Linked DNA regions of Mus musculus: region 2 is linked to region 1. Evidence: chromatin loops called from intact Hi-C (ENCODE). Cell type or tissue: left cerebral cortex. All regions are shown on one strand. Links, peaks and the distances in the headings refer to the core of each region. The heading gives the core; the rest is flanking DNA.

Region 1 (15,433 bases), core at 3,186-11,185:
TTTCCTTCCTACTTTTAACCATTTAAGTAAAAAAAAAAAATTGTTACTAATCTTCATGGAATGAATACCTTGTTATAATACACATTTCTCAAGAGTCTACTGATGATAATTACCTGTGGGTCATTAAAAAAGTTCTTCTTGACTAAGAAATACACACTCACAACATAAAATTCAAAAGGTCCAAGACAGAATTCAATGAAAAATTACCCAGGAGTATTTCCTGAAAGAAAGCACTGTTAACAGCTTTTGTATGACAGTTCTTACCACTCAAAGGCATCCTATGTACATACTCCTGTACATATATACACACATGTATCACAGAACATGCACACATGCCACACAAACCATAACTTGTCACCTAATAATTCTGTGACTTACCCCACAGCATATATAAATATACGTCAAGCACTCATTCTTTTTACCATTTCTGCAATCCTTTCTCCCTCTGTCTAGCAACCTTAGCCCTCAGTGGTCTCCACAGGTGCCTCTCTCTCTGATGGCAGGCCCCACAAAGTCAGTTCTAACCTCAACTTTACCACTCAGGTCCTACCTTTTTTTATGCATATTTGTGGATAACAGCATTAATCCCTCTTTCCTTTTACCTCAAACATATTTTAAAACATAAACCTTGTTCGTTTTTTGAAAAAAGACTTATTTATTTATTATATAAATACACTGTAGCTGTCTTCAGACATACCGGAAGAGGGCATCAGATCCCATTACAGATGGTTGTGAGCTGGGATGTGGTTGCTGGGATGTGACCTCTGGTAGAGCAGTCAGTGGTCTTACCCGCTGAGCCATCTCTCCAGCCCCCACCATAACCCTTGTTATAAACACAGGGAACTTACCTATTACATGTGGGTTTGCCTGGACTCTGAACAGCTTCACATACATATTCATCCTTACGGATCTGCAGTCTTTTTGATTTGTAGTGATTATACCATGTCTTTCCTTTGAATACACCAGTTTCAGTGAATTAAGAAACTGTTCTTCTATCTCCTATTGGCTTTAGAACTTCCCTTATAAACAGATCGGATTCATCTTATGGACACAGTAGTTGGTAATTGTCCTCATGTATTCTCATTTTAAACCTTGTCAGAGCAGTTGTTTCAACAGAAAAAGAACAGCTAATTGACACAATTAATCTGTATCTCCATGTCCCTATATTTACCCCCTTTTCTTTTTATCCAAATAAATACTAGACATTTAATACATTTTGTTGATTTGTTTGCTCCTAGTTCCTCCACATTAAGAGTGCATACCAGGCATGGTAGCACACCCTTTTAATTACAGCACTAGGGAGGCACACGCAGGCAGATCTCTGTAAGTTTGGTGCCAGCCTGGACTAGACAGTGCTCCAGGCCAGTCAAGGCTATATATTAAAGACCCTCTCAACAAACAAACCAAACAAACAAAAAGAAAGAATGCATGTGTGGGCTGGAGAGATGACTCAGCAGTTAAGAGCACTGGCCACTCTTGCAGAAATGAAGGCTTGGATCACAGCATCAAACATGGCAGCTCATACCCATCAATAACTCCAGACTGTTTTAGAACAGTTCCCTTTAATACTAACAAAAGGGGATCCGATACACTTTTGTGGCCTCTGTGGGTACCAGGCACGCACGCGGTGCACATACATACTCGTAGGCAAAGCACTCATTCACAAACTACATCTTAAACCACATGGAGATGTAAATGTGTGCACACATGAGGCAAACATAGCATGGGAAGACCTATTTAGACTTTTTAAAAGAACTTTGATAAAGCAGAGCCAGATTAGAATATCCATATTATCTAAGGAAAAGACTACATTAAAAACTATAGCCAGCAAGACAAGATATTTGTATACCAAATAAAGCAAAACGGAGATCAATAGAACAAAAAGTCATATGAAAATTATTACCAAGAGGTTCAGGGCAATGTGAAAAGAGTGTTGTGCTTACAGTAAATGGCCTGGATAAAATTAGGTGTTTTAATGAAAAAAAGGAAGGAAGGAAGGAGGGAGGGAGGGAGGGAGGGAGGGAGGGAGGGAGGGAGGGAGGGAGGGAGGGGAAAAAAATAAGACTTTGAGCCTTATCTTCTATCCTGTGTAAAAACAAACAAAACTTTAAAAAACAAAGCAAGCAAGCAAACAAACAAACAAAAAGCCCTTAACTATTTATAAACATAACTCTAGAACCTAAAATTATAAAATTCTCAAGTAAAATATCAGAGAAAATTATCTATGGTGTTCAGTTGGTAGAGATGTCTTAGAAGACACCAAAACCAACAACAACAAATCCAGGAAGAACTGGATTTCCATCAAAGGTAAAACCTCACTTTTGAAAAATAAAGTAAGTGAATGAAAATATAATACTCAGAAAAAGAGTTTTCAAATTCAGTAAAAAGAAACCAACCACCAAGACGGCAGAAAATCTGAACATTTGTCAAAGGACAATCATAAGGCAATTGCAAGTTTAAACCAAAATCAAAACACATCAATTTAGCTTAATGTGTCAGATGAAGTGCAGAGGAATGAGAGTCCGCTGGGATTATAAAATGGGCTGAGTACTTTGTAACAACTATCAAGTTCTTTAAAAGTTAAATATATCAGAGCTGGAGAGATGGCTCAGCGGTTAAGAGCACTGTGTTCTTCCAGAAGTCCTGAGTTCAATTCCCAGCAACCACATGGTGGCTCACAACCATCTGTAATGGGATCGGATGCCCTCTTCTGGTGTGTCTGGCGACAGCTACAGTGTACTTATATACATAAAATACATCTTTTTAAAAATCTTAAACATGTATCTTCTATATGTTCCAGCAACTCTACTACAAATTTACCCCAGAGAAAGAAAGGACACTATACAAAGATGGACACACAGGTGTTCTTAGTAGCTGGACTGCTATGGCTGCTAGAGCAGAGCCCTCATGGGTGCCAAGTCATCTCCCCATTGTAATAGAGATGGTGGCAATCACGCAGACCACTCCGGGAATGGTAAGCCACAGCTAGGCGAGTATATGAGCTGTATTCCTGTTACAGCTCCAGGCTAAAAGATCAGGGGGGAGAAGAGTAGACTCAGGAGTAGTAGAGGCCAATGCTCTCGCTCTTCTCACCAAGCCCTCATGAGCATCTGGTGAGGCATGAACCAAGTTGGCCCATTTGCTCTTGTCTAGTACAGAGCGCTGACTATAGTTAAGAGTCTTCCCAGGCTTTCGGTGAGGATGGGTAAATAAAGACAGCCACAGCAGCAGCCGGGTTAGAGCGCTGTCCCTGAAAGTAGTTAAGGGAACTGTTCCTGAAAACACTCTAGGAACTGTTTGCTGCCCTTTGACCTTTAGACATAAAAAAAAAAAAAAAAAGTTGGAGTTTCATAGAGACCAAACAATATGGGTTGGTTTGGGTTTTTTTGTTTGTTTTTTGTTTTGAGACAGGGTGACAGGGTTTGTCTGTATAGCCCTGGCTGTCCTGGAACTCACTCTGTAGACCAGGCTAGCCTCGAACTACCCGGCTCCAAGCAATATGTTAACAGAAAAATTTAAGATAGTTGTTGAACAAAATCTCTAAGACCTCAAAAAGCTATTCCTGTGCAAGCCTGCATGCAGCTCACTCCTAAGGAGCCCTGACTTTCCCTCTCCCCGCTGGCACAAACATCTGTACAACTCCACCTTCCAAGGATCCGCCACAGTATTTATGAACACTGAAAAATGAAGCGATTTTGGTCCTTCGGTGGGCTGCCAAGCTAGGACCTGGAGACACACAGGCTGCCATCTGTCCCTTCCCAGCTGCTCCCGACCTGTCATCCGTCTCCACCCAGGGACTCCTGTTATCTAAGCAACGATGAAGGACGCCTGAGGCCGCGATACAGCAGCCTCCCTCTCATTACTGGGTGGCACGTTGCTCTCCGTGACCACACAGAGGTCCAATTCTGAGACAAGGATCCTCTCCTGGAGCTCTGCAGCCTTTTCTATAGTGACAGCAGATTCAACATTCTCCATGCTGCTCTCCAGAAACCACAGGCCACTTTAGAACTGTAAGCTCTCAGTAGAGAATCTGTTGTATAATTGGAGATTCCTGTCACCCTTCAGGAATGACTGTTAATGCTGCAGATTAAATAACCACTTATGATCACTGATGCTTCTAAGTAACGGGAACAAGTTTCATTTCACCACCACAGTCCCCCAAACGATGCAGAAGCCTAAGTGAGCTTTTGCAAATATCCTCACTAAAGAGGTCACCAAAAAGGAGGGCAGAAGTGTCACGGCTAGAGCTGCATGCTGTTAGCGTAGCCATCAAATGCTAACATGGGAACATCAAAAGCTCACTGTCACAATACAGATAGTGGCTTTTGTCGATGGCGTGTTTTTTCCTATGGCATGTACATCTGTAGTTTTGTCTCCTAAAAATGGAGACACATTCGGCCTCCATGTTCACTTCTCTAAGTGTGGACGGTAAGCATGGAGGGGGTATGTGTCCAGCTCAGAACCCGATTAGCAGGCCCAGGAAAGGTGGTCTCCAAAATGGAAAAGGCATGTTCACTGTATGAAACTTTATGGGCGCTCATCAGTGTTCCAAAGGAGATAAAGAACACTACAGTTCTCAGAATAAACAGTGGAGTAGTCCACAGACTCCCAACGCTCCAGGCACTTCCTTTTATCTGTAATCCTAACTTCCCCATCACTCTGCACTCTGTATCACACTCTTGAATCCTTCTCCCACAGTTCCCTTAAGAGCAGTTATACCCCAGCCTGGTCCTTCACGATAGGCTTGCTCTGGGAGACCTGCTCAGGACAGGCAGCACCTTGCCCTCTCACACCTTGCTCACCGCTTAGGCAATCTCAGTCTTAGACTGTCAGTCAAACAGAGCCACAAAGCTCACGCTTACGAACCCTGTAGGTGACAGACAGTAAAAGCGGGAAGCCTTTTCCCTCTCAAAAGGCAGCAAAACAGTAAGTCGGCAACACAAATCCTCTGCCCAGAAGAAAAAGAAAAGGTTTGTAGCTTTTAGTTATTTTGAAAATGAGCAGAAGGTACGAAAGTTCTTAAGACAGAACAATAAATGTCCTCCCTCTATACTGACCGCTGACCGCCTTTGTGTCAGCTGCTGTTGGCTGACTATCCCTGTATCTTCACCTGCTGATGCGGCTGCAGCTGCTGCCTCACCTCACCACACACTGGGCACTGATGGTGCCAAAATAAAGCAGAAATGTCCCCACCCACCCCACCCCGCCCCCGCCCTATTCTCCAGAGAGTGGCGTGGGGCCTGAAGAATCTTCTTACACCTCAGCTCCAGGGGACTCCCAGTACCTAACCTCTCATTTGGAGGACAGAGTACCTATCGGCCACACACTTGGCCTCCTTCCCAGGGCAAGCTGGCATAAGGAAAGAGCGCGTTTGCATTACGGAACTCAGAGACAGACTGCTTCAGGGGGGCTGGGAAGGAAGCAGGAAGACCAGGCAAAAGAGCCTACTGCTCACAGGCCTGCCTCATAGGGGCCCTGGAGCTTTTGTCATCCTGAGCTCCTGGAGGGGGCCTGTGGATCCCCTCTCCAGACTGGTTTTTCCCAAGTGAAACCAATTACACCGAAAGACAAGTATCAAGATACTAAGAAGTTCCGGATAAGGCAGTCCGCGCTGCGTCCTCAGTGCAGCAGACCCAGAGCAGAAGCAGTCTAACTACTGGCCGCTGTGAACGCAGTTGTAAGGGAGCTGCTACAAATGAAAAGAATCAAGGATTTTAATTGGTGTGAACGACAAATGATGCAAATAGTACAGGCATCTGTCATTTATACTCACAACAGAAGAAAATGCTAGGCATTACTGAGATGCTAAAATGTCATTTTTTATGCTTTCCCAACTTGCAGATCTCTATAAATATTCTTTGCAGACTCCAACATAAAAAGCAGATGGAGGCATGAGCTCTCTGGCAGAGGCAAAGGGCCTGTGGAAGCCCAGTTGGACCTCTCCCTCTCTCTGGTCCTCATCTTCCTCCAGTCAGGCCCCAGGCTTCTCAGAGGGGCTGCAGACCACTCCCAGAGAGAACATATTACACCCTTGAAGAGCAAGCCAAACCACACCCATGCATCAGGTCTGTCTCAGGTCCCTCTTCCTGGGTCAGTTTCTCTTTTGAATGCCTTACTTCAGCTGAAGCTTCAGTTACAACCCCACAGCTGGTGCTCTGAGTCAGCCGGCTTTCCAAGTGCTTGCTGACGGACTCCTGGGCTCAGTTTTAACCTTCCCTCTGACTGAGTCACCTTTATCCTTACTTTTTGAATTCTCCCTTCAGATGTAGAGAATCACAGTTTCCAGATTTTTGTCAACGGACTGACTGCCTTAAACACCCGCAGTTTACTGTGGTAACTAGATCATTCTTTTCCTTCATGTTTCATTTTGTATCACAAAGAGTGGATCCCAGTGTGGGCGGCTCCCAGAGAGTAGTGCATAGCCCCCACACATATGTCCCTTCAGCTGTCTCCAAAGCAGCCTTCCTATAGAGATCCCTGGCACCCTGAGATACTGCATGCCCACACTTTCCTGTCTGTGATGTCTAGAGACTTCATGTGTACTCCTGGGAAGAGATGAGAAGGTGCTATGTGCCACAAGTCCTAGGAACTGCAGGAGCTTGAGAGCTACCCATGCCCAGACCCACAGCACCAAGTCCATCAGCCTTCTCCTGGACAGTTAAACTACGGTGGTGGCTACAGGCTGTGACAGGGAAGGAGGGAAGCCTATGCCATGGTAGCAATCAGAATTACTCTGAGTCAGTGGTCACCTTCCTAATACCGTTCCTCATGCTGTGGTGACCTCCAACTATAGAATTATTTTCACTGCTACTTCATAACTGCAATTCTGCTGTTATGAATCGTAATGTAAATATCTGTGTTTAAAAATGGTCTTAGGTGGCCCCCGTGAAAGGGTCATTTGATCCCCAAAAGGCTAGAGGTGGAATTGCTCAGGGAGTAAGAAATGCTGCAGGCAGGACAGCCAGGAGTTGAAGGCTCTCTATGATGAAGACGTTGCTTGATATTCCTTAATGGTAGGCCTGTGTTTTTAAGGTCACTCTGAGGTCAAAAGTCACTCTGTAAGGATGTGAGCCACAATAACAACAGAAGGCCTAACTAGTGGAAGTTTCTCAAAGACCAGGTCTCTGATGGCCCAGCTTAACCCCCGACTTCAGATACTCCAGAGAAACTCCAAGGTGCACGCCTCTAATCTCAGCACTCGGGAGGCAGGGTCAGGCAGATTTCAGAGTTTGAGGCCAGCCTGGTCTACAGAGTGAGTTCCAGGACAGCCAGGGCTATACAGAGAAACCCTGTCTCGAAAAACCAAAAGAAAAAAAAAAAGAGTAACGCTCTAACTCTTCATTCTTATAAGCCTTTCCTGAGGCCTTAACATGTTTTGTATATTCCTCTTAGGCTGGGAAGCAGGGTCATTTAGACAATAAGTATATCATTATCACTATCCTTGCATGGCTTACCTAGACTCTTAACACACAGAAGTATCTACAAAGTCACAAAAATGTTTCAAAAAAGCTAACTCTTATAATGAAAAAGAGGAATCAGAGCTGCTTGGAGTTAAGAGTCTCAGGCATGGTCTACATGGAAAAAGACGACAGCAAAGACATGAATCTTTGTTTCTGTTCTGGACTGCATGCAACTGAGTTCATCTCACACACACACACACAAACACACACAAACACACACACACACGCATTTGTATGTGTGCATATACACAAACTTCTCAGTACCACAAAAGAAGAAGAAAAAACCAAACCCCGGGTGCTGAAAGTGAGTGTGAAGCCAGAGTGACGGAAAAGCTTACTTGTAAAGATAGTACTCTGCAGAATCTAGATCTTCTCGGGATGCAATGTTGTCCACAAACTAGAGGAGAAAAACAATTCTTGGTTGAATACAAATTACGCCACATGTTTGATCTAGATCACGTGCTTATCTTTAAAAGGTATGCACGCACTCTTTTTATTGGAACGAGGCTCCTGTGGTAGTACTCCTTTCTGAAAACGCTTCACATTGGTAAAAACAAACAAAAGGCACACTGTAGCTTCTCTTCTCTGTACTTCTATATTTGGTCCAAAACAAAACAAGCAGCAAGAAAGCACCATTAAAAGCCAAACCCAAACCTTGCTCATACAGACAAGAGTGTCTCATGGAACTGTTTACAGACACTGTCGCCTTTATTGTCTTTCCTCTCCACCCTATACTCCAAACACATGGAACACAAAGTAGAAATGGCGGAGATTCATTTTTAAAATAAATAGAACTCATTTTTATCTTCTGTTCATTAGTGTTTTCTGTTCCTGCATGTGTGAGGGTGTCAGAAGCCCTGGAACTGGAGTCATGGGCAGGCGTGAGCCACCATGTGGATGCTGGGAATTGAACCCAGGCCCCCAGCAAGAGCAGCCAGGGCTCTTTTCCATCAAGCCACTTCTCCAGCTCCGAAATGGTGGAGATTCTTAACTCTGCAACAACAGTGTTCAGAACACTAAAATCTAAGTGGAGGGATTCCGTTTTAGCTGTTTTGACTCTGATTTTAGTGTTGATATGAAGCAACCGTTTTAGGACTGAGGCTTCTTCAAGCTATAAAATCTACTGAGCATTGATTGGTGCTGTGGACGCAGCTCATTGGTAGAGAGTACTTGACCAGCACTCGGGAGGCTCCAGATTCAATCACCAGCACTTGAAAAACAACCTGTGGAAACTCTAAGAGTCTGTTCTTTACCTACGATCTAAATGAGCAGGAAATACTCCCCAGGGTGGATTCTGCTCAGAGGTGGGAGATCTCAAGTCGGAAGACAGAATAGGAGACTAGGTGTGCTGTGAGTGTAACTAAAGCCTCATGAACAGAGAGAGAAGGGAAAGAAAAGGGAGACTTTCTAAAAATAAGCAGGCCCCCTGGGTTTGATTTAGAAATCCATTAAAGGGCAGATAACATGAGGTGCAAACACCAGCCCTGAGCCTGAAAAGCAGCTCTCCTGATAGCATGCTCTGGCACAAACAGATGGCACGGGCCCTCTGGGACTCAGCTGCTCCATCTGGATCAACAGCTACAGGCTTCCGTCCTGACGAGGTTCAGGTTGGAACATGCACACAAAAGCTCTTTAAAGTTCCAAGTGTTGTTTAAATGAAAATCGGGTATTTCAGCCCCCAGAGGGGGAATCACCCTGAAAACAATGGCCTCTCAATCTTCTCCACTGTGGGGGATCTTAGTCCCCAAGTCTAAGGAGTGACAACTGAACAGTTTCTCTAAGAGGACACAGGGCACAGAGAAGGGATCAGGGATGGAGGGAAAGACTCTTCCCTTCCCCTCATCTAGATTTAGTAGCTCTTGACTGAAGGACCCTGCTCACTTCTACAAAAGGTGTTTCCAAGATCTCATCACCTCTGAGGAAGATACAACCACTCTCAAGTTGGGGATGGGGAAACCGGAGAACACTGCTGCCCAGTATGGGAACCTGCTCTTGTCTTGATGGTGATTTCAGGTGGACTTTGATGTTCCAGCCTTTCTGCCTACATGCTGTGTGCATCTGCAAAGTTACCTCATCGTTTGTGCCTTACAAATACCACACACATCTCTCTCATGGCTGCTGTGGAAATGAACACACATGATGGATGCATGGCGAGAAACTACAAGAATGGCTGCTATGGAGGTGCCCTGTGGTGGTTCCTACAATCACTACTCCCAGTTGCTGGCCTCACAGTTCTCCTAGCCATTACCCAGCGGCAGTCAAGTTCACCGCTAGTATCCAGTCTTCCGCGGATGTTACCCGCTACTGAAAATATGTTCACTGCTATGACACTGAAGGATATATTAACTTTAAAAACACAGAATAATATGATCCGAGGAAAATAAATAAATCAGTGATTACTAACTTGAGTCTGGTATATTTATTTCCTTACATTTCAGCCACCACAGCACAAAATATCTACTGGTAATTATAAAAACATACTACACTGTGGAAAGTTATTCCCATGTGACTACTGTTTCTACAGCCCAGCCCAGCCTACAGTCTTGATTGCTTCCTTCTTTGAAAGTAGGTTGGAAATGTTCTTACCCGTGATATTGATAAAGAACTAACAGGCAATTTTCTTTCATACGCTTTGTCCATTAAGGATGCAAGATCAGCTGTGAAGACAGAAGACAAAGAACCCTGTTAAATATACACATTTCTCCAGGAAAATCTAACAGCTCTGACTCCTACCAGATGGCCGAGAACGTCACAAAGTCAGCGTCTAAACAGGTGCTCACTCTTGCTCTTTTTAAAAATTGAGGACAACTATTGAGTCAGTTTTAAATAATTTGATGAACTAGAGAATACAAGCACTTGGGAGGCAGAGGCAGGCGGATTTCTGAGTCCGAGGCCAGCCTGGTCTACAGAGTGAGTTCCAGGACAGCCAGGGCTATAGAGAGAAACCCTGTCTCGAAAAACCAAAAAAAAAGAGTACAAATTTAACTCTTAAAAATGGATTGATAAGGTGCCTCTTCAAGGAAACACAAAGCATGAGGTTTGTCAGTCTGTAGGTGAGAGACAGGCCAGGGAGCCATCACGAGCTCTTACTCCGTAGCAGTGTACGACAGTCACATATAGTAGCCACTCCAACGGCTTTAGAATGGTCATCTAGAATGGTTATATACTTTCATGTATTTGCTCACAAAGCAGAAAAGCCCCTGCCTCTCCTCCCTGATGAGCCTCCACCGCCCAAGTATTGGTTCCTCTCAACAGACCAGTCATCCTTAGGAAACTGGGAATGGGTGACATCACACTCAGCTCAGACCCTAAAATCACCTTGATCCACTCCAAATGGTTTTTGTGTTTGTTTGTTTATTTTATGCATGTGAGTACACTGTAGCTGTACTTCATGTGGTTACTGGGTATTGGATTTAGGACCTCTGCTAGCTCCAGTCAACTCTGCTCTCTGGCCCAGAGATTTATTTACTATTATAAATAAGTACACTGTAGTTGTCTCAGACACACCAGAAGGGGGCATCAGATCTCACTGTGGGTGGTTGTGAGCCACATATGGTTGCTGGGATTTGAACTCAGGACCTTTGGAAGAGCAGTCAGTTCTCTTACCTGATGAGCCATCTTGCCAGCCCTCCAAATGGTTTATGTCACATCCTGTCACTGTTTCTCATGTTTACAGTACTTTCTAGCTTCCTGCACTCTCAGCTCATGGTCCTATTCCATTTCGGTAGAAAGATAATCAAGAGAACATTATTATCCTTGTATCAAATCTACCAGGCCAGTGCTAACTCTGTCCTCATTTGATCTCTATCTAGAGAGATCCTTAAGGAAATATTTATCGCTCACCCCCACCCCACCATTTCTCAGGCTCCGTGAGGATTGTCTTTTCTTTCTTTTGATGTTGGAATGTCCAACTCTCAGTGGTAGAGTATGCTATGGCTTCATGTCTGGGTTCAGGTGCTACGTGATGGCAGTCTCTCCTACAGCTTTAATCTCACAGTTGGCTCTGTGTGTGGATATCTACCCCAATTCTGGCTTTTTATTTCCAGAGCAGCCTTTCCAGTTGTATAGGAATATCTCCATTTGTGTGTTCAACAGGCCTTTCAATTGCATGTCCTCTAAATTCTTCAACTGTCCACTCTAAATATGTGTTCCCTATCTCAGTAAAGAGAGATGGCTGGCTGGCTGGAAAAGCAGGAGTTAGCCTTGATCCCACCGTTTTTCATACTAAGTAACTGGTCATCAACACCTACACTTATTTCATCAACTGCACTGCTAGGCTTCTAATCTCTTACTTCCTGACCACGCTTTAATGACCATTAAAGGGCCTAAGGGATAACTCAGTTGGTAAAATGTTTGCCAAGCAAGCATGAAGTTTGATCATCAGCACGAATTTAAAAAGCCAGCTACGGTGGCATGAGCTTATGATCCCACTACTGAGCAGGCCACTGGGGCTATCTGACCAGGCAGCCAGCTACTGTGCTGAGCACCAGACCAGTGAGCAACCTTGTCTCAAAAAACAATCCTCTCACCTACACCTACACACACACAGGTATGCACAAGCCAGCATCATGCACACAAACATACATGTCATCACCTCACACACACACACACATACACGTACAGGTGTGCACATGCAGCCAGCAGCATCCACACAAACATATATGTCATCACCTCACATACACACACACATGCACAGGTGTACACATGCAGCCAGCAGCATCCATGCAAACACAGTCGTCACCTCACACACACACATACACACACACACAGGTGTGCACATGCAGCCAGCAGCATCCATGCAAACACAGTCATCACCTCACATACACACACACATGCACAGGTGTACACATGCAGCCAGCAGCATCCATGCAAACACAGTCATCACCTCACACACACACACACACACAGGTGTGCACATGCAGCCAGCAGCATCCATGAAAACACAGTCATTACCTCACATACACACACACATGCACAGATGTACACATGCAGCCAACAGCATCCATGCAAACACACAGTCATCACCTCACATACACACACACATGCACAGGTGTGCTCATGCAGCCAGCAGCATCCATGCAAACACACAGTCATCACCTCACACATACATGCACAGGTGTGCACATGCAGCTAGCAGCATCCATGCAAACACACAGTCATCACCTCACACATACATGCACAGGTGTGCACATGCAGCTAGCAGCATCCATGCAAACACACAGTCATCACCTCACACACACATGCACAGGTGTGCACATGCAGCTAGCAGCATCCACACAAACACACAGTCATCACCTCACACACACATGCACAGGTGTGCACATGCAGCTAGCAGCATCCATGCAAACACACAGTCATCACCTCACACACACACACACACACACACACACACACACACACACACACAGGTGTGCACATGCAGCCAGCAGCATCCATGCAAACACACAGTCATCACCTTGCCCTTACAACTGATGTTCTGTCAAGTAAGCAGGTTGGGGAGGCTTTTAAAGATAGTTCAGGTCCTGTTATTCTCTTTCTGAACCAAGATATTTTCTACTAACTACAAATACCCATATAAGATGGTCCCTCGTGCCCTTACAGTAAAAGCGTCAGGGAAGAAGTGAATTCACCAACCTACACTCAGTTCATAGGACAGTTCTGTGAAAAGCATCCAGGACTACCTAAAGGCAGGAGTCAACGGAAGAGAGGATAAGGAATGCACGGGCTCACTTCTCAGGCTCTCTCGGTGACACGAATAGCAAAGCTGGAGGCACTGTGACACACTCTGCTCACTGGTCACTTCTTACTGTGCTTTTAACTATTTCCCTTCTTGCCTCAGGGAAATGGTCCCTATGACTTATAGCAACTGGGGAAAAACAACTTGGTAAAATTCCTAAAACCTAACCTGATATAAAAAGCCTTTTTAATGACTATTTTAAAAGTATTGAAACAGGTGATTGCAGCATCTGTAAAACCTACAAACAGATTCTTAAAACCCCTTCCTATCAGGGATCAATAATACTGTCAAGTGCACCTGCTCATAATTAGACACTCGTGCCACCAAGTCTATAATTCTGACTACTTTTATGTTAATGATCAATATGAAGAATTACCTCCCTTTATTCAAAATTCATACTATATTTTTAAAAAGCCAGGATCAGGAGCTACTGGCCTAATTAAAATGGCCTGCAAGGTCCTCTCCCTTGTCCTTTTCACGCGTATGCACAGCGTGTCACCCTCACAGGACCGAGGCAGCTCGCCGACCACCTTCAAGCATGGTAACCGGATTCCATCTGAAGACTTCACACCAAGGCGCACGTCTTTAGTGAAGTGGAATTGGCCAGGGCCTCCATCTGAGGGGTAGTATTTACACACTGCTCGGGTTCGCTGCAAGCGCTCTGCGTGGCCAAGGCCAATCACCGTGCGTCCCAGAGCTGCTGTGATGAATGAGGCAGAAAGCAGGGAAGGGCGGGAGGGCCGGGAAAGCAGGACAGCTGCAGCATATGGAGGGCCAGCACCACAGGCTCCTGGATGGTGGCCTCCACAGCCAAAGTCACACTCCATGCTTTACTGAGGAGCCAACAGATGCCCAAGTTCTGTTCAATGGGCTGTGCCAAGGAGGTTGCTTCGCTGGGTTCTCGGCTCCCCAGGAACGCTCACTGAAGCTGATGGCTGCAGAGCAAAGAGTGCGGGAAAATGGATCTGAAATACAAACTCATTTAGCAGAATTTTCAACTACACAATGTGGAAATATGCTTAGAAGATGAAACACAGGATAGTATTAAAACGTCTTATTTGACAACAGCAACAGCACTGAGGATCTAAGGACAAAAGAGGATTTACTGAGGATTTTACCACAACAGAGTGAACTCCCAGGGGTTTAAGACTGAATATCTAGGCCTGCCATCCAGGGTAAGGATCATGTTCTATAGATCTGTAGTAAGCCAGGGCATTCGACTCTGTTAGCAACAGATCCAGCAGCTGATGGTGCAGCCGGTCAAGAACAATATGAGCTGTGTAAGAACTCCATGCAGAGAAGGAGGCGGGATGTGAATGTGGTGTCTAAGCCCAGGGTGATACTAAGAAATTCTATTTCTGGAATAAGATGAACTGTATTGCTTTAACAACTCTTTTTACCAGAAAAATAAAATTGAGCTTTGAAACAGGTAAGCCTAACTGCCGGGGCCACAGACAACTCACACTTGGAGGACTTGAGGAGTAACTGTAGTGTTGGGTCACCCCAGGGGACCAGCGAGACGCTGTGGACCTTTGGTTTTAGTACCTGGTGGCATCAGAGAAAACTCAAGTCTCCGTAAGAGGTGAAACTGGTTAGGAGGCTCTTGTGTACAGTCACGTTGGAGCTGCACACGTATCGAAAGGAGAAACTGGAACAAGGACCGCTCTTCTCCCAGGATGCGACACAAGTAAGCTCTGGTGCCCGAGAAGCCGACATACGCCTTCTTGGTAATCCCCAAGTGTGCCAGGCTAAGGATTTTATTCAAAGAGGTGTTCTTTCCCACAAAACCTAGAACCGGCAAACTAATCTAAACAACAGGACTGCAGCAATCATTTCCTGGGTGCCTGGGTGTGGAGCAGAAAGGAGCAAGTGTATTAAAGGACTAGAGACAACTGCCTTTGGAGGTGACAGGACTATGATGTATACGGTCATGTGTAGCTCCACAGTTGTCAAAACTTATTAAACTATATGCTTTAGGTATGGCTTAATTTTATGTAAATACTGCAACAAAGTTCAAAGGAAAGGGAAGACAGGACAGAACAGGAAATAAAGACAGGCATAGAGCTGCAGGTCTACATTCCTAGCACCGGGGACCTGAAGCAACGAGAACACAAGTTTGACACTAGCCTATGATGCAGGTCATGAGCTTGTCTCAAAAAGCAAGCGAGCAATAAGTTAAAAAAGAAGGTTAGATGTGAGAACTAGTGACCTGAATATCAGGCAGAAATTAAATTAC
Region 2 (15,433 bases), core at 3,872-11,871, 400 kb before region 1:
GTAGAGGCACTTGTCACCAGGTTCTACAACCTGAGTTTGATCTGTGAGATCCACATAGCAGAAGGAGAGAATCAGCTCCTGCAAGTTGTCCTCTGATCCTCACGCCTGTGCTGTGCTGCACACACCCACACTATGAAATACTATTCTGTTACAGAGAAAACAGAGTCTGAGGCCACAGTATAACATGAATCTGAGAAACAGATAAGCTAAAGAAACCACTTATAAAGGATCATATTGAAAAAAAGAGATTGTCTTGTGCATTTCTATTTATAGAAAATCCCCAGAGCAAGAAAACCTCTCCTCCATCTGTCTTTATCTTTCTCTCTTTCACTCTTTTCAATAAGTAAGGATAAAAAATATAGCAAATCATCTTTTGAAATGGCCAAGGTAATAAGCAAAAAGCTTTCAATTAGCTACATTGTTACATTTCTGGTGATGTCCATTCCATTCCATAGTTGGAGAGTTACACTTTTTTTTTTTCTCAAGAACTCCCTTTATCAGTTACTATGGTGATCTACTGCTGGCCCTTTTTACAGCTTTGTTATATCTGGAGCTTTGTTGCTTTTCCTGTTTTACGACTTTGATGAAACTTTCATCTGCTCTGTAATTCACTTTTGTTCTCTCTTCCTTTTGCTCCTCCTCCTTGCCTTTAAAAACATACAGTTCTGCACTTTTAGGATATTCACCATGTTTAGTCACCACCGCAATTTCTTCTAAAACATTTTCACCATCTCCAAAGAAACTCTTTTTCCCATTACTACCCCTCTCTTGTTCTCTGAAAGGTTTCCGAGATTCACCACATTGACATGTACATTAGCACTTCATCTTTTTCTGGGACTGAAGGGATTTCATGGTATAAATATGTTGGGTTTTGCTTGTTACTCAGTGTGGAAATTTGGGGTAGCCTTAGTGGTAATGCTGCTAAGAACATCTATGTCCAAATTTTGGGTTAAGTGTTCTCTTTGGTATGATTCTAAGAAGAATCCAAGGAATCTAAGAAATTTCTGGATTGCTTTACAACTAGTCTTATTCACCTTCATTGGAAGAGTGTTTTGTTGGGTATAAAACAGTAAGTTGATTTTTTTTTTTCTTTTACTATTCTGTTTTTGCCTTCTTGGGTTCACCTCTTGACTGAAACATGGCTGTCCTTACTTCTCTTCTGCCTTTTTTCCCTCTAGATCTTCTTAAGATTTTTATTCTTTCCACTGGTTTGATTTACTTGCATGTGTCTTTTGTAAAGTTTCTTGTGCTTGGATTCATTGAACTTCATGAGTGGATTCATAGTTTTCATCGATTTTGAAAGATTTTTGTTATCATTTTTCTTTTTTTAGCTCCTGTTTATTACTCCCTCTCTTCAGGTTTATAGTGAGTTGCTTAAAGTAGGTTCATTGATTGTTTAAAAACTGCCTCTGGATATTTTTAGCCCCTTTCCGGACACTGTCCACTAACTCTTTATTCTGTATATATTCTGTGCCGTCTGTAGCTCAATGACTTCCTTTGAATGCACTGTTTTTCATTTTGTTCTGAGCTGTGCTTATTTGGAAACACCTTGGTTCCTCAAGTTTTATGACTGAGAGTATTTTTTTTAAATGGGACTTGGACAACGTTTAGTGGGAGTTAATTTTGCTCAACAGTTGAAACAAATCCATTGCAAGCATTCTATATTGTATGAACTATGACATTATCCCAAGTCTGATTGTTGGAAGCAGGAACTGTTCCTAGTCTTGTGTGGATTCTCCTTCTAGAAACTCTCCTGCTTTAAGTGTTTTGTTGTACACAGGCCCTGTCAAAATGCAGTTCAAAACTCCAGAGAAACTCTCTCCATTTCTCTCACCCTCTCCTTCTTTAACTCTGTCATATATGGGACTGTACGACTTGATAACTCTGGGCAGTTGGGCCTAATTGGACTCACAGCTTGAGTTCTTCAACTTAGATGATTCCTGGTCTCCAACTTTATTTCTTAGGTCTCAGGGATCAGTTTCCTTCACTGTTTGACACCAGGTTCTTTTTTTGTACACTATGTCTATTGTTTAGGACATTCTGAGATATAAGGTAGACCCAGATCCTGTTCCTCCATTTCCTCAGATGTAAAAGGAGTATTCACTTAAGTGGGTAAACTTTCCTATACGTTTAATGCACAGATAATTTATGGATGTATTACATCATAAATAAGTAATGAGTGATGCTGGAAGGAGGGATGGCGATTGGGAGAACAGCTTTCACTCTGTAGAGCTTATTTCTGTTTTGCTTTTTATGACATTTTCCCCTATAACCTATGACATATGATGGTAGTTAATAAACTTTCCTATGAATGACTTTAGCTGTAAAGGACCTACTGAACACAGGGTGCTAGGGAAACTATTACCCTCAGGGACTTGGCTGACAGATACCGAGTTACAATCATCCTTCATCCTTTTTCTTAAGTCTTAGCTGATGCAGAGGGGCAGCTTTGCTTTTTGATTCCATCTTCTGGGAAGGGTGGTGCTAGATGCTTGTTTAGAACCGGAGTTTGACATGGGTCGTCACAAGTCTTTTAGAATAGCATATAAAACATACGCCAGGGTGCCAAACCCTTCAACTTCTCTGGTGTCTTTTTAGCAACTGACTCCCAGATTCTCCTGTGAAATGATCCTGAAGAAGGATAAGAAAAAGCATGCGAAGACTTACAGCCTAGGATGTTCATGGCACCCTTTTACATGACAGTGAGATGCTGAAAAGTCACAAATATCTAATACTGAATTGCTAAGTTGAATTTGGGCCATAATGAAGATGGAAGGTATTTACTGACTTTTGAAATACTAAGCACTAATAAACATTCAAATGTTAGCTCTGTTAAGTGAATAACCAGCTGTCTGCTGAAGGTATATACAGGAGGATTTTGAATTAAGAAATACATATAGAAAGGATATATATTAAAGTGGTTATATTATCCATTTTGTTATTATTATCCATACATATATGGATAATATATACATGGTCTAAAGGCTATGTATTAAAATGATAATCATGTTTATTCCTCAGTGGCAGGATAATAAGTAGTCATTATTCCAGCTCATATGTATAAAATATTTACAGGAATCTTACTATTTTCATAATAAGAGTTTTGGTTGACATCACAGATTGTAATATCTTGTCTGAAGAGCCACCTCTTGGTTCATGCATCTTCTTTTATTCCATTTTCCCTGGTTACTTGTAGACAAAGAATAGCGGACTCCCGAGATCTGTTTGGTTTTTCTCGTAACTGGTGTCATGCTGATCTAGGGTTACTGGTGCTGCATCCTTTTTCATAAGCTATTTCTGGCTGTCCCTTTTCATGTGTAGCCCTTATCCTCCATTTTTAATTGCAGTCTAATGTACAAGTTCCTACTTTCTTCACTCCACCCCTCCCTCTTCTCTTTCTGGGCCACAACTCTATTGCTCCTTTGCCAAAGCCCACCAGCTCTGCTTTTGCTAAGTCACAGTCAGTACTTTGAGCCTCTGAGATGTGTCCGAACTCCTGCTTCACCCAGTGCTCTGTTTATTGATGATTTCCTTTTAGTATTTTCTAATCTTTAATTAGCTTTGAGGTGTGGTAGCCGAAGAGGACTTGGGGAGAAAAGTCTAATACGGAGCTGTAAAGTTAGTGAGCTGGTTAGGTCATTCCCAGTCTCGACTACTGCAGTCTATATATAGAGGTGCACATCCACACTTAATGCGTGGAACTCTGTGTCCCTCCCAACTGGGCAGGGTCAGTGTATTCTCTGTCACACCGAAGCTGGAATCCAGATGCTTTGATCAAAGGAGGAGTCATGACAAGAGGATCTTTGCATATGTTTCATTGTTGGACATGTCTCCCTGGTCTTCTGCAATCATCCATGTAAAAAACATTCTAGAAACTTTTCAGGAATGCAGAAAGATTGAGGCCCAGAGAGTAGACCTAAAACCAACCTGTGGCTTAAGGATCAGGTGAGGAACAAATGCTGATGATACAGGTATGGACAATAGCACTGTCCCTGAATCATGGTCACTGCATTATGGCCACCAGAGAGAGAGAAGCTTCTCAATTAGATACAAAATATTTCATAGCACCCTCATCTTCCTTTGATTTTCTAAAAGGATTTTGAAAGACAAATCTTTCTTTCTTTTCTTTTTCTTTTTTTAAAGATTTAAAGTACTTAAAAAACACAAACCAAACATGCAGTCTTTGGCACCATGTCACAAATCTTAAAGGTCAAATTTCCCTTGTCTACATTTAATGTGATGAGGGAATGTGTTGGAACCAGGCTACCTCTCCTCTCCCTATCCTGCTCTGTCGACCGACCTCTGTGCTGGTAAACACCCAAGAGCACAGAGCACAAGAGCACAGAGCCAGGGTAAGGAGCCTGTTGTCTGCACTCTCACAGCCCAGGGAACACTAAGTAAGTGTTAAAATCCACTCGGTGGTGGCACTGATCCAGCCTGTGTTACGGGGAGTCTTGAGAGCACAGTGGTTCAGATTTCAGCCAACCCCTGTGCTCAGGGTTTGAAGCAGAGATTTGTTACATAAAAACTAAGGCTCTGGGTAACCACTTACCTCCGTGTCCTTGTGTGTAAGATGATGACAAGAAGAGACTCTTTCTCAGAGGTTTGATATGAGGGTCAGATGAATTCCTCATGTCTGCTGCTTATGCTTTGGGCACAGTGGTGGTAAATAGTATACTATTGTGTTTGGTGCGGCAGGAACTCAATTGTTAAATTTTCTTCTTGAAGAATCTTACACATGCATGTAATGAGGTTTGGAAGAAAGGGGGAAATCAGGATTAACAGCGCCACAGACTGTGTTCTGCACAATAGTAATTTTCAGCAGATGGCATCCTCGATGAAAAGTGATTTCATTAAGGAAAGGGTTTACCCTGTGCTAGGTGAGGCTCCTCTTTCCAGCCTCAGGAGTAAAATTTCATCAGAAGGCCCAGCCTGGAGATCAGCACGGCTGATGGCAGTGTCTCTGTGGGGCAGAAATGGGACTCAGTGGATCCTGAAAGACGAATTGAAGCTAAGGGGTATGCTTTTTGCAGATGGGACTGGACGGCAGAGCCCAGGTTAAAGTTTTCTGATTCCTTCTGTTGCTCATACCTCTGCTTCTAGCCTACTGCTGAAGACTTGGTAGTGGGTGGCTTTCTCCTCCTTTAGCTGATTGTGAGGAGGGAGGCCCTTTAACCAGGGCTATACTTTACATAGCACTCTCCAGATGATAGAGTTGGTGCCGAGATAGAGTTTAGAGAGTAAAGCAGGGTGAACAATCTACGGACACGGTACCGGTTACAAAGTGGATGGATGAAATGGACAGGGGAGCCACTAGGAAAACAAACTTCCTTTAGCTCTCAAATCCCTACTGCGTTACTGTTTCCTCTGTGAGGTCCATGGACAAGCCGCCCACCGAAGCCCAGACAGGATCTACCATTCCCAAGTCTTCCATTTTTAAAGTGAAAGTGCAGGTCCCTGCTGGGTACTTGTGTCATCTGGAGAATGAATTTATTCATTATCATGATTTTACAAGATGGGAGAAGCCATAGGCTCTTGCGAGGGTGGGGTTGGTAGTTGCCCAAGGCTCTGTTAACCACAAAAAGTGTTTCTTCATGATGGGTGGATCATCTGTGGTCGCCTCTGCTCTCCTAGTGTCTGCTGCCTTGGAGCCAGGGCTGGAAACAGGAGCTTGCTAGAAGGTGTTGGAGGCTGGGTGGGAGGGGTAGGCAAATGTCTCTGTGTACACCCAAGAGGACTTCAGAACTGGGGGACAATGACTTTTGGGTGAACCCTTAAATCCTGGCTTCATTCTTTTTTCTGTTTATACAGAATAAAAGTTAATGGTGTAATCTTATGTCACAAGGTTGAAGGGAGATAGAGAGGGAGGGGTTGCTTTCAGGATGCACTTTGGGATGTGAAAGAGAAGTGAGAAGGAAGTGGGGGGGGGTAAGAGGAGAGGGGAAGCATCTAAAGCTCGGGCCTCCTCTCCTCTGTGGAATTGAGAGAGACACTGGAGCCCCTGGAGCCTGCCCTCTCCTGCACCACCTGGGCCTCGCACAGTGCTTGGCAGCCAGCTTGGCTCATTAGCATTTCACAGCCAAGGGGCAGCTCACAGGATGTTCTCTACAGATATTTCGATTGCTGGATTAAAAATGGTCCCAGGGCATGGATTAAAATAATCCCAGGGCATTCCTGGCCCCTATTCTTCCATATGGCCAGGCAGAGGCCTGACTTCTTCATTCTGAAGAGGGTTTTGTCAAGGTCAGATGCCGATGCAACACCGGAAACGCTTTCATCATACCTGTCCCTCCCCTGCCTTTCCTGCCTATTTTCCCTTTCTTCCTCTTTCCCTACAGGCTTTGCTTTGTTCTATTTTTCAAATATACTGATTGCTGGAAGAGAAACAGAGCCCAGGGACCAGAAACAGTGCACCTCTGCAGGCCAGACTCTGCCATTCTGAGACCAGATGCAAGAGATGTCCCTGAACGATGAGCTTCTCGTGCTAATGGAATGCGGTTGTCAGGGACATCTGTGCATCCATTTTCTCTTGCTGCTCCACAAATTTAGTGATTTAAACCAGCTCCAAGTAATTTCCTCTCCGTTCTGTAAGTCAGAAGTCTGGTCACAGCATCATAGACGGATCCTCTGTGGTGTCTCTCTGATGTGGGCAGGCAGTATTTTCTTTCTGGGAGCTCTGGAGCTGCTCTGTTTCTTAGAGAATCCAGGCTCTTGGCTGAGTTTATTTCTTTGTGACTTGGGTTCCTAGTTTTGTAAGACTCTGGGGAGCCTTAGCTTACCGGGGACCCCTTGGAGTGAAACACGTGGAGCTGGAATCGATGCAAAAAGCAAGAGGAATTTATTGTTCCAGTGCACTGGGGTCATCCCAGACCTGAAGGAGAGGTGACACCCCCCAACACCCTTTCGGTGAGTTTTCATATGGTTTCCAGGGGCAGAATAGAGCATCAGCAACTAGGCACAATATGATTGGCCAAACAGTGCACCCTTTAAACTGATTGGTCTTTAGGGAATGAGGTGACAAGGACTTCCATTGTCTGAAGGTGAACAACACAGAGTCCTGGAATGTGTTCCATCCAGCTGGTTGGTTCTGCCCTGTTTTCTGAGAAATGATCATTAGCCTCAGAGGGGCAAGTGTTTCATGACCTTCCCCAAGTTCCTGAGCTGACCTTTTCAGTTTCTTGATGGCTGCAGACTCTCGGCTTGCTAAGACTTTGGTCTTAAAGTCTCCCCTTTCCAGGTCAAGCTTTCCATGTAGCCCCTCCCGCAACAACAATGAACGCCCTCTCGTGCTTCCAACCTCTGACTTTACATTCCTGCCGAATCTCTCAGGCCTCTAACTAGAGGAAGTTCTCTGCTTTGAAAAATGTTCATAATTAGAGAATCTAGGGTAATTTTCCATTTTAAGGCACGGATTGATAGCTGCATTCCACCTTAAAAGGCCCTCTTATTACTGTAGCAGATGCACATGCTGAATCTATGGATTCAGGTTAGACGTCTGGGAGGGGGAATTTATTTTGTCATTCAAGACATTATAAATAATTCACCAACTGCCTTAAAGCCCAGAGGTGGCACATTGCTGCAACCTTTTCTGAGGAAGCCTTACATTTCCACTCATTGATGGACAGGGCCAGCTAGAGAAGAAAGGATTCTGAAGCCATAGGCAAGGGTGGGCCAGGGAGAGCTTTGACCCTCAGAGAATCAATGTCTTCTTCTGAAGCCCAGAACTTCTAGATCTACCTTTTCACTCAAGATGGCCACAGGGACATGGAGAAGTGACGTGAGTTGGCCAATGTTGATGGGCCCCAGAGATAAATGTGAAGTCTGAAGGGGGCTTTTCAGAATGTGAAAACGGTTGGCCTGTTTGCACTGAAGAAATAAATAACTGTTTTTCTTGGCATTGTGTGTTGACAATGATGATGGTCTTTCTATAGAAATTTATAAGTGGTGGCCAGCAAGAAACACTCCACCTTATTCTTTTTTTTTTTTTTTAAATATTTATTTATTATTATATGTAAGTACATTGTAGCTGTCTTCAGACACACCAGAAGAGGGAGTCAGATCTCGTTACGGATGGTTGTGAGCCACCATGTGGTTGCTGGGATTTGAACTCTGGACCTTCGGAAGAGCAGTCGGGTGCTCTTACCCACTGAGCCATCTCACCAGCCCCACCTTATTCTTTCAGTGCTTGGGTGTCATCATAATCAGATTTCATTATCATTCCTTGACTTGACCACAATCCTTGCTTCAGGGTCAGAAGAAAATGTGGAGCTCACAAACCAACTGTTCTGGAGCTCCAAGGTAAGAAATCTGGCTAGGAATTCCACATCCCTGCGCCTCCTCCACTCCGAGTGGAGGCAGACATTCTCCGTGGCTCTATTCAGATGTTCAGGCAGTGAGCCTGGTCCACAGGGAGACTGGCTCACTATTCAGGGGCCCCCTTCGCTTGCCAACTCTTCTCACCCTGGTCTCCTCTTTTTCACAGTCTAGAGACACCTACCTCCGTGGGATTTACATAAGCCTGAGCAAAGAGCGCTCCAGCTAAGAATATATCCACCCCTCTCCCTGGGCAACGTGCCTGAGAGGTGTGAAAACTGACTCACTGCACCTCTGACTCAATGAACAGACAAATGTATGAAGAAACTCCTGGATTGATGCTGCGGGGAGAGCCCAGTCTTTTTAGCACAGGAAGAAAGAGATGGCTGTTACGAAGTCAAGTCCTAGAGGGTAGAAGCTTTTATTTAAGCACTCTCTCTCTTGCTCTCTCTCTCTCTTTCTTGAATGCTTCAGACAGCTTTAGCAAGTGAAGGTTTTCAAGTATCGAGTGAGGCACAGAGAGGATGGGAGACTGAAATAGGAAATGCTCAGCATAATCTTATCAGCAGCAGTGCACGCTGGCTGTGGGATTTGTCTGGGCAGTTCAGGCTTGGATGGTTTTCCCACACACCAGAGACTCCCTGATTGCCAGAGCGTGAAATGCTAAGACCTGTAACTCTAGGACCAGTTCTTCTGGGCAGAAAGCCATAGCCTACAGGAGAACCATGGTATGTGGCAGCCCCGTGAGCAGCCTGAGGTCTTCAAGATCTCTAGATGCCTGTTGTAGTGTTGTCCATGGAAGGAACCATGTCCATTTCTTGGCCCTCATGACAATGTCCCTGATAGGTATGGTCATTACCAGTTTAGTTTTCTCTAGGTTGAGTTTCTCCTGCCTTTGCCTGCAGAAAGGTCTCAGGTATTGATCAGTTTTTTTCTTATACTTGACAACTGAGACACAGGTCTAGCAAGGACATGGAGAAGTGTGTACAAACAGCCAGTGTCCATCAGTGATAGCTTGCTCTTTGCTAGTTGATAGCTGCAGCTTGGACCATTTAGTTCTAAGGGAGGCACTTCTGGTTACACATCCAATAGCCAATCTTACTGATCTTAGCTTTCCTGTTTCCATGGTGAACAATGCCACCTAAAGCAACTTGGGGGGATGGGTGGGGGGACATTATTTGGCTTACATTCCAGGTCATAGTTCATCACCAAACTCTAGCAGGAAATGAAGAATCGTTGCTTAGTGGCCCACTCCCTCTGACTCTTGTCAGTCAGTTTTATTATACAACCCAGGGCCACCTGGGACTCTGGCACTGCTCAGAGTATTGAGTAGCATACCATTTCTCTACCAATCAACAGTTACAACAGTACCCCACAGGTGTGGTCACGGGCCATTCTGATCTGGGCAATCCTTCAACTGACACTATCCATCCAGGTGATTTCTGGTTGTGCCAAATTGGGCATAAAAACAACCAGGACACCTCCTTCTTCCTTGCTGAAGGACTCAACCTCCTGCCAACATTGAAGTTGGATTGTAAAACCCTAGGCGCTTCCTGGGATCGCTGACTTTGTGAACCTCAGCTTCAGGTCTTACTAACTGTGACCTCTGGCAAGTCATTGAACTTCTCTGTATCCCACTTCCTCATCTGTGATTGGATGTAACACTTCCTGACGACTGCACTCTGCTCCATATTACTCCTTAGGTAGAGTTTCTGACCTACTGCAATCACAAGCCAGTCCCTACTGCGGCTCAGGTACAGACACGTCAGGTGCTACTGACCCCGTGGATGGAGGAGAATGTCTGTTGAGGAGCTTCTGTCCATCTCCAGTGCTTTGTCTGCCTCTTTGTGATGTCTGAAACTGCAGAGGCTATTCCAATCCAGAACAATTTGATTTGGGGATGCTTTGTTTATGGGATAATAAGCTGTAACTCTTTTAGCAGCTATGTTCAAAACCATTCTAAGTGGTAGACCTAGTAATGACATAGAAAAGCAGTGCATTTAAGCCACACAAGGATTCATATGATATTTTGCTTTAAATTTTTCTAAAACTCAAATTGTTTTACATTCACAAATATATATGTATATATGAAAAGCTTATAGTGAAAAAAGGGGGCATTCATGTTCCCAGTTCTCAGGTTAGCTAGCTAACTACCACTTTCAGTCTTTTATTTGCCTTCCCAGAGATTTCTGAAAATAAACACAAAGTAAATGTAAGCAAGATACAAAATTGCTTACCCTCGTGGTAATATAAACATTACAAAGCTATACATCATCTTGTTCCTGACTTTATTCACTTATGATATTTTGGTAATAATCAGATATTCCTGAGTAACATAGAAAGAATCACTGTCTTCGGGTGATGAGGAAATGGCTCTGCAGTCAAGAGCATCGGTGGCTGTTGCAGGGAACAGAGGTTTGTTGCCACATCCCATGTAAGGCAGCTCACAACTGGCTGTAAACACCACACACACACACACACACACACACACACACACACACACACACAAATACATCTTTAGTAACTTAAAAAAAAGGTGTTATTACAAAATGCTGCACTGAGTTAAACTAGCTCCTTTCAGCGAGTATCCAGGTTCCCTCCCATCTTGATTGCACTGTTGCAATTAATAAATGGTATGCTCACTGTTCTGTGGATATGCAAATATGTCTGTAGAGAGAATTCCCCAAAGTGGAATTACTGCATCCCAGAGCACATCCATCTGCAGCTTTGGTAGCTATTGCTAAATTACTGTCCATATGGGCCATGCACATTTATACTCCCGCCAGCAAGGTACGAGAGCGTCCGTCTCCCACAGCCCTGGCAACAGGATATCAGATTTGGGAAGGTTGCCAATTTTATGGTGAAAAAAATGGCTTTTAGAGTAGTTTAATTTGCATGCATCTCATTCTGCGTGCAAAAGAGCACTTTAAACATATTAAGAGCGATTTATTTATTCTTTGCATTGTCTTTATAACATTTCTCTGCTTTGCGAGTGAGTTATGGGTCTTTTTCTTACCTTCTCCGGGGCTTTTTACATACTAACAAGGTTATCATTACTGTCTGCAATGAGTTATATCTTCTAGTTTGTCCTTTGTGGTTTATTTTAATTATATGAGGACTTAATTTTTTTAAGTGGAGGCTTTAAAATTTCCTTTCGTTATAGAGGTGGATTTATCAGTTTTATTTTCGAACTTCATGTTCTGTGAAATTATGAAATATTTCAGCCTATTCATCTATTACCTTTGATTGATTGGTTTTTATTAAAGATTTCATCCATTTGGAAATTACCAAGAGGTGTGGGATGATATTAGAGTTTAAGATGAACATTTCTGAGATAGCTACCAGTTGGCCACCATTACTCAAGTCTGTTGTCTTCACTAGGACACTGCTGCTTTCTTTCTCTCGCTCCCTTGTTACTCCTGCATTATTCCTGAGCCAGCGTGGTGTGACTTGATTTACCTTTGAAGAATCTTGTTTGCTTAGTCGTCAGTGTGACCTTTGGAATTCCTTTAACTTCATGTGTCTTCTTTGGTTGCTTCCCACTTTATTTTTTGAGACAAGGTCTCTCATTGAGCCTAGAGCTCCGTGACTGGCTCCACATGTTGGCCAGTGAGCTCCAGACACCTTCTGGTCTGGCCCTGCAGTGCTGATTGTAGGTACACAGTACCATGCCATGCTTTTTCATGGGTACTGGGGAACCCAGACTCACATTTTCAAACTTGCAGGTCACTTCACCAACCAACTAAGCCATTTCCTCAGCTCCAAGATGAACACAGCTTGACACAAGAGAGGAAAAGGACATTGACAAGTCTTGTCAAAAGGTCTGGCGTCCTTTTCCATGTTTGTTTGTTTTAACATCCGTATGCTACTATTTATTTAATGTGTGTATTTTTTCATAAATTTATTTACTCACTTTACATTTTAGTCACAGTCCCCTCTCCCTCCTCTCCTCTCACTCTCCCACAAATCTCTCCCCCCTCATTGCTCCCTCCCATTCTCCTCAGAGAAAGGAAAGCTGAGAAGCCTCCCCCTTGGGTACCACCTGGCCCTGGGACATCAAGTCACAGAAGGACTAAGTGCATCCTCTCCGACTGAGGCCCAACCAGACAGTCCAGTTAGGGTCAGGGGATCCAGTGGCAGGCAACACTGTCAGAGAAAGCCCCCATTCCAATTGTTAGGGGTCCCACATGAAGACCAAGCATCTGCTACAAATGTGTAGGGGGCCTAGGTCCAGCCCTTGCATGGTCTTCGGTTGGCGGTTCAGTCTTTGGCTGTGGGTCTCTGCATCTGTTTCCATCAGCTGCTGGATGAAGCCTCTCAAGAGACAGTTATGTTAGGCTCCTGCCTGCGATCTCAGCAGAGTATCATTAATAGTGTCAGGGGTTGGCCCTCTCCCATGGGGTGGGTCTCAAATAGGGCGGTCATTGTTTGGCAGTTTCTCTCTGTCTTTATTCCTGCACACAAAGTTTGGGGCAAAGGTTTTGTGTGGGAGTTGATGTCCTCCTTCCACTGGAAGTCCTGACTGCTTGAATCTCACTCAGAACGGGGAAATAAGATCATCGTTGTAGGTGAAAGGAGGGAGGGAGGGAGGGAGGGAGGGAGGGAGGGAGGGAGGGAGGGAGGGAGGGAGGGAGGGAGCTGGGTGGCAGAGGTGGTGAGGAGCCATGGCTGTCACTTTACTCATTTCTAAGCATGTTCTGTTGCATTCTGGAATACTTTAAAGATTTCTTTTCAAGGTATATATCTTGTATCTTTACTGTTAAGTTTACTCCTAAGAAAGTTATCTTTTTAATTGTAGTTCTTGCTGATGTAAAGAAAAACTTGTAACTCCTGACTCCTACCCATTAGTTTTCTGTCCTCCAATAGTATTGATAATAAATTTGGCAGCTTGGGTTTTTTTTTTTTTAGCAGCCTTTAAAAACATCAATTTCCTTGGGGTTTCTAGGTAAATATATCATCAGCATATAATTAGCAAATAGTTTTGTCTCTCCCTCTGTATTGTTATACCTTAAAGTTCCCTCCTGCACACTTTATTGGCTAGAATGCCAGTAAAAATTAACAAAAACAGTAGTAGAGGGGGTGTGTATGTAGCTCAGTGGTGAAGGGCTTGCCTGGCATGCACAAAGCCTTGGGCTTGATTCCAGCTCCACAAGAAGCTAGATGATGATGATGGTGATGATGGTGATGATGTTGATGATGGTGATGATGGTGATGATGGTGATGATGGTGATGATGGTGATGATGATGATGATGATGAATCTAGATAAATTCACACTGGGAAATTTTTACTGTCTTTCTCACTGACAAATAGAATAAGCATACAGAAAATAGTGAACCCTGCTAGTTGTGAAACTGACTTCATTGGTGTTCATAAGAACTAAGGAACTCCAAGGCATAACCACAAAACCTTCTGCACATAAACTATTGACATTATTAAGTGACAAGCTATAGGAGCAATGTGCAAAAATCAATACAGTCTCTACTTCTGGACTATACAATTAGAAAGTTAATTTTAAGAAGTTTTCATTTCATTTACTGTAACATCAAGGTAAAAATCAAACAGCCAGCAAAGATCTAATAAAAGATATCTAAGACTTAGACACTGAAAACTACAAATATTGTTGAGAGAAATTAATTAAAACCTAAGGGAGGGATTTTTTATGGACTAAATAACTCAGTTTAGTGAAGATGCCAATTATCTGTAAACGGATCTGTAAATTCAATATACTCTCGTGCAAAACCCCCCGGCAGCTGTCTAGTAGGAACAGACAAGCTGGGTATAAAATTTATATGGAATTATAATTGGTCATGAATAAATAAAATACAATCTTGAGCAAAAAAGTTGGAGGGCTTATTTTCCTGGTTCTCAAGTCAGTTTTGGCAGAAAAAAAAAAAGGTCCATTCATGCAAGGATAACATTCTTTTCCTTAAATATATGTGGGTGGGTGGGGGGCTAGGGTACAGCTCAGACACAGCTCTTCATGTCTAGAAGCATGAAGGCAGCTTACAGCAAAACTGGGACTCCAGACCAAGAGGAACAAAGGCTGTGTTGATCAAGTGGTGCTGGGCCAATTACACAGACATCTATTTACAAAACAGAACAAAGTAAGACTTAACCGCTACGTACCATAAGTGAGTTCCAGGTGGGCGATAGCCTGAGTGTAGAAAGAACCTTCTAGATCTTCTACAACATCTGCTTGGTTTGCTATGGCTTTGGGTAAGCAAAGATAAACGGAACATTGAACAGTGTGCACCTTAGCGAAGGTTGAGAAGTTGAACAGCATAGACATTAACATCTCGTGTTCATCCAAAGAACTGAGAAGGCACGGCACCACATGAGAGGATGCTCTCAGCACACACAGCAAAGAGCTCATTTCAGAAACAGCCTTGCACTAAGAGGAAAGCGAATTGTTGTTGTTGTTGGTTTTTTGTTGCTGTTTGCTTGTTTTGGCTTTCGAGACAGGGTTTCTTGGTATAGATCTGGCTGCCTCAGAGCTTGCTCTGTAGAGCAGACCGCCTTGGAGCTCACAGAGATCCACCTGCCTCTGCCTCCCCAATGCTGGATTAAAGATGTGTGCCACCACACCCAGCAAATAAAAAGACTTTTAAAAAAATGAATGAGAGGGGCCTGGAAAGATAGCGCAGCAGATAAGAGCACTAGCTGATCTTTCAGAGGACCCAGGTTCCAGTCCCAGCACCTACATGGTGACGTACAAACCGACTAACTCTATTCCCAAGGGGTCCAACACTCTTTTCTGGCCTCATCAGGAACCAGGCACGCACACGATGCACAAACCTTCACTCAGGCAAAACACTCATACATGTAAGAACAAATGAATGAAGTAATAAAAAAACAAATAAGACAACTGGACATTCAATATACATTAATTGTAAAGAGCTGTTCTAGTTTTTTACTGGTCTGGGATGCTTAAAGGCACCAAGAAATGAGCCCCATATTGCCAGAAAGGTGATAGGAAGAGATCAGATCTCCATATACCAGTTTTGAGAAAATCCCACAGCTGCTAATAAAGTTAAAAGGCACATGTGACTTAGACGCTAGCAATTCATCTCTATATAGCTAACAGAAGCACAAACACCACCAGATGCAAAGAAAAAAGAG

Evidence for each region. Hi-C counts contacts between places; a loop is a spot of excess contacts. Peaks named below come from ENCODE experiments on the same cell type or tissue, not always from the same donor. Only the 100,000 strongest peaks of a DNase experiment are listed, where the experiment ranks them.
Region 2: it touches region 1 in a loop (7-fold over the local background); 3 of 42 quality-filtered maps call a loop at or near these places.

What each region holds. Positions count from the first base shown.
Region 1 is chr13:99,357,649-99,373,081 of GRCm38, reverse strand. It overlaps Mrps27 (mitochondrial ribosomal protein S27), which reads right to left. Exons shown (of 11, transcript NM_173757.3): 3 at 10,047-10,117; 4 at 7,799-7,857. Among named protein-coding and RNA genes, the nearest start is that of Mrps27, 21 kb to the right of the region's middle. In left cerebral cortex, for the core only: no CTCF peak of the experiment used is centred there; DNase peaks (open chromatin) are centred at 5,924, 6,421, 8,950, 10,156 and 4 more places; H3K27ac peaks cover 979 bases.
Region 2 is chr13:99,755,124-99,770,556 of GRCm38, reverse strand. No RefSeq gene overlaps it. Among named protein-coding and RNA genes, the nearest start is that of Gm24471, 70 kb to the right of the region's middle. In left cerebral cortex, for the core only: no CTCF peak of the experiment used is centred there; DNase peaks (open chromatin) are centred at 5,584, 6,557, 8,522 and 11,098; H3K27ac peaks cover 496 bases.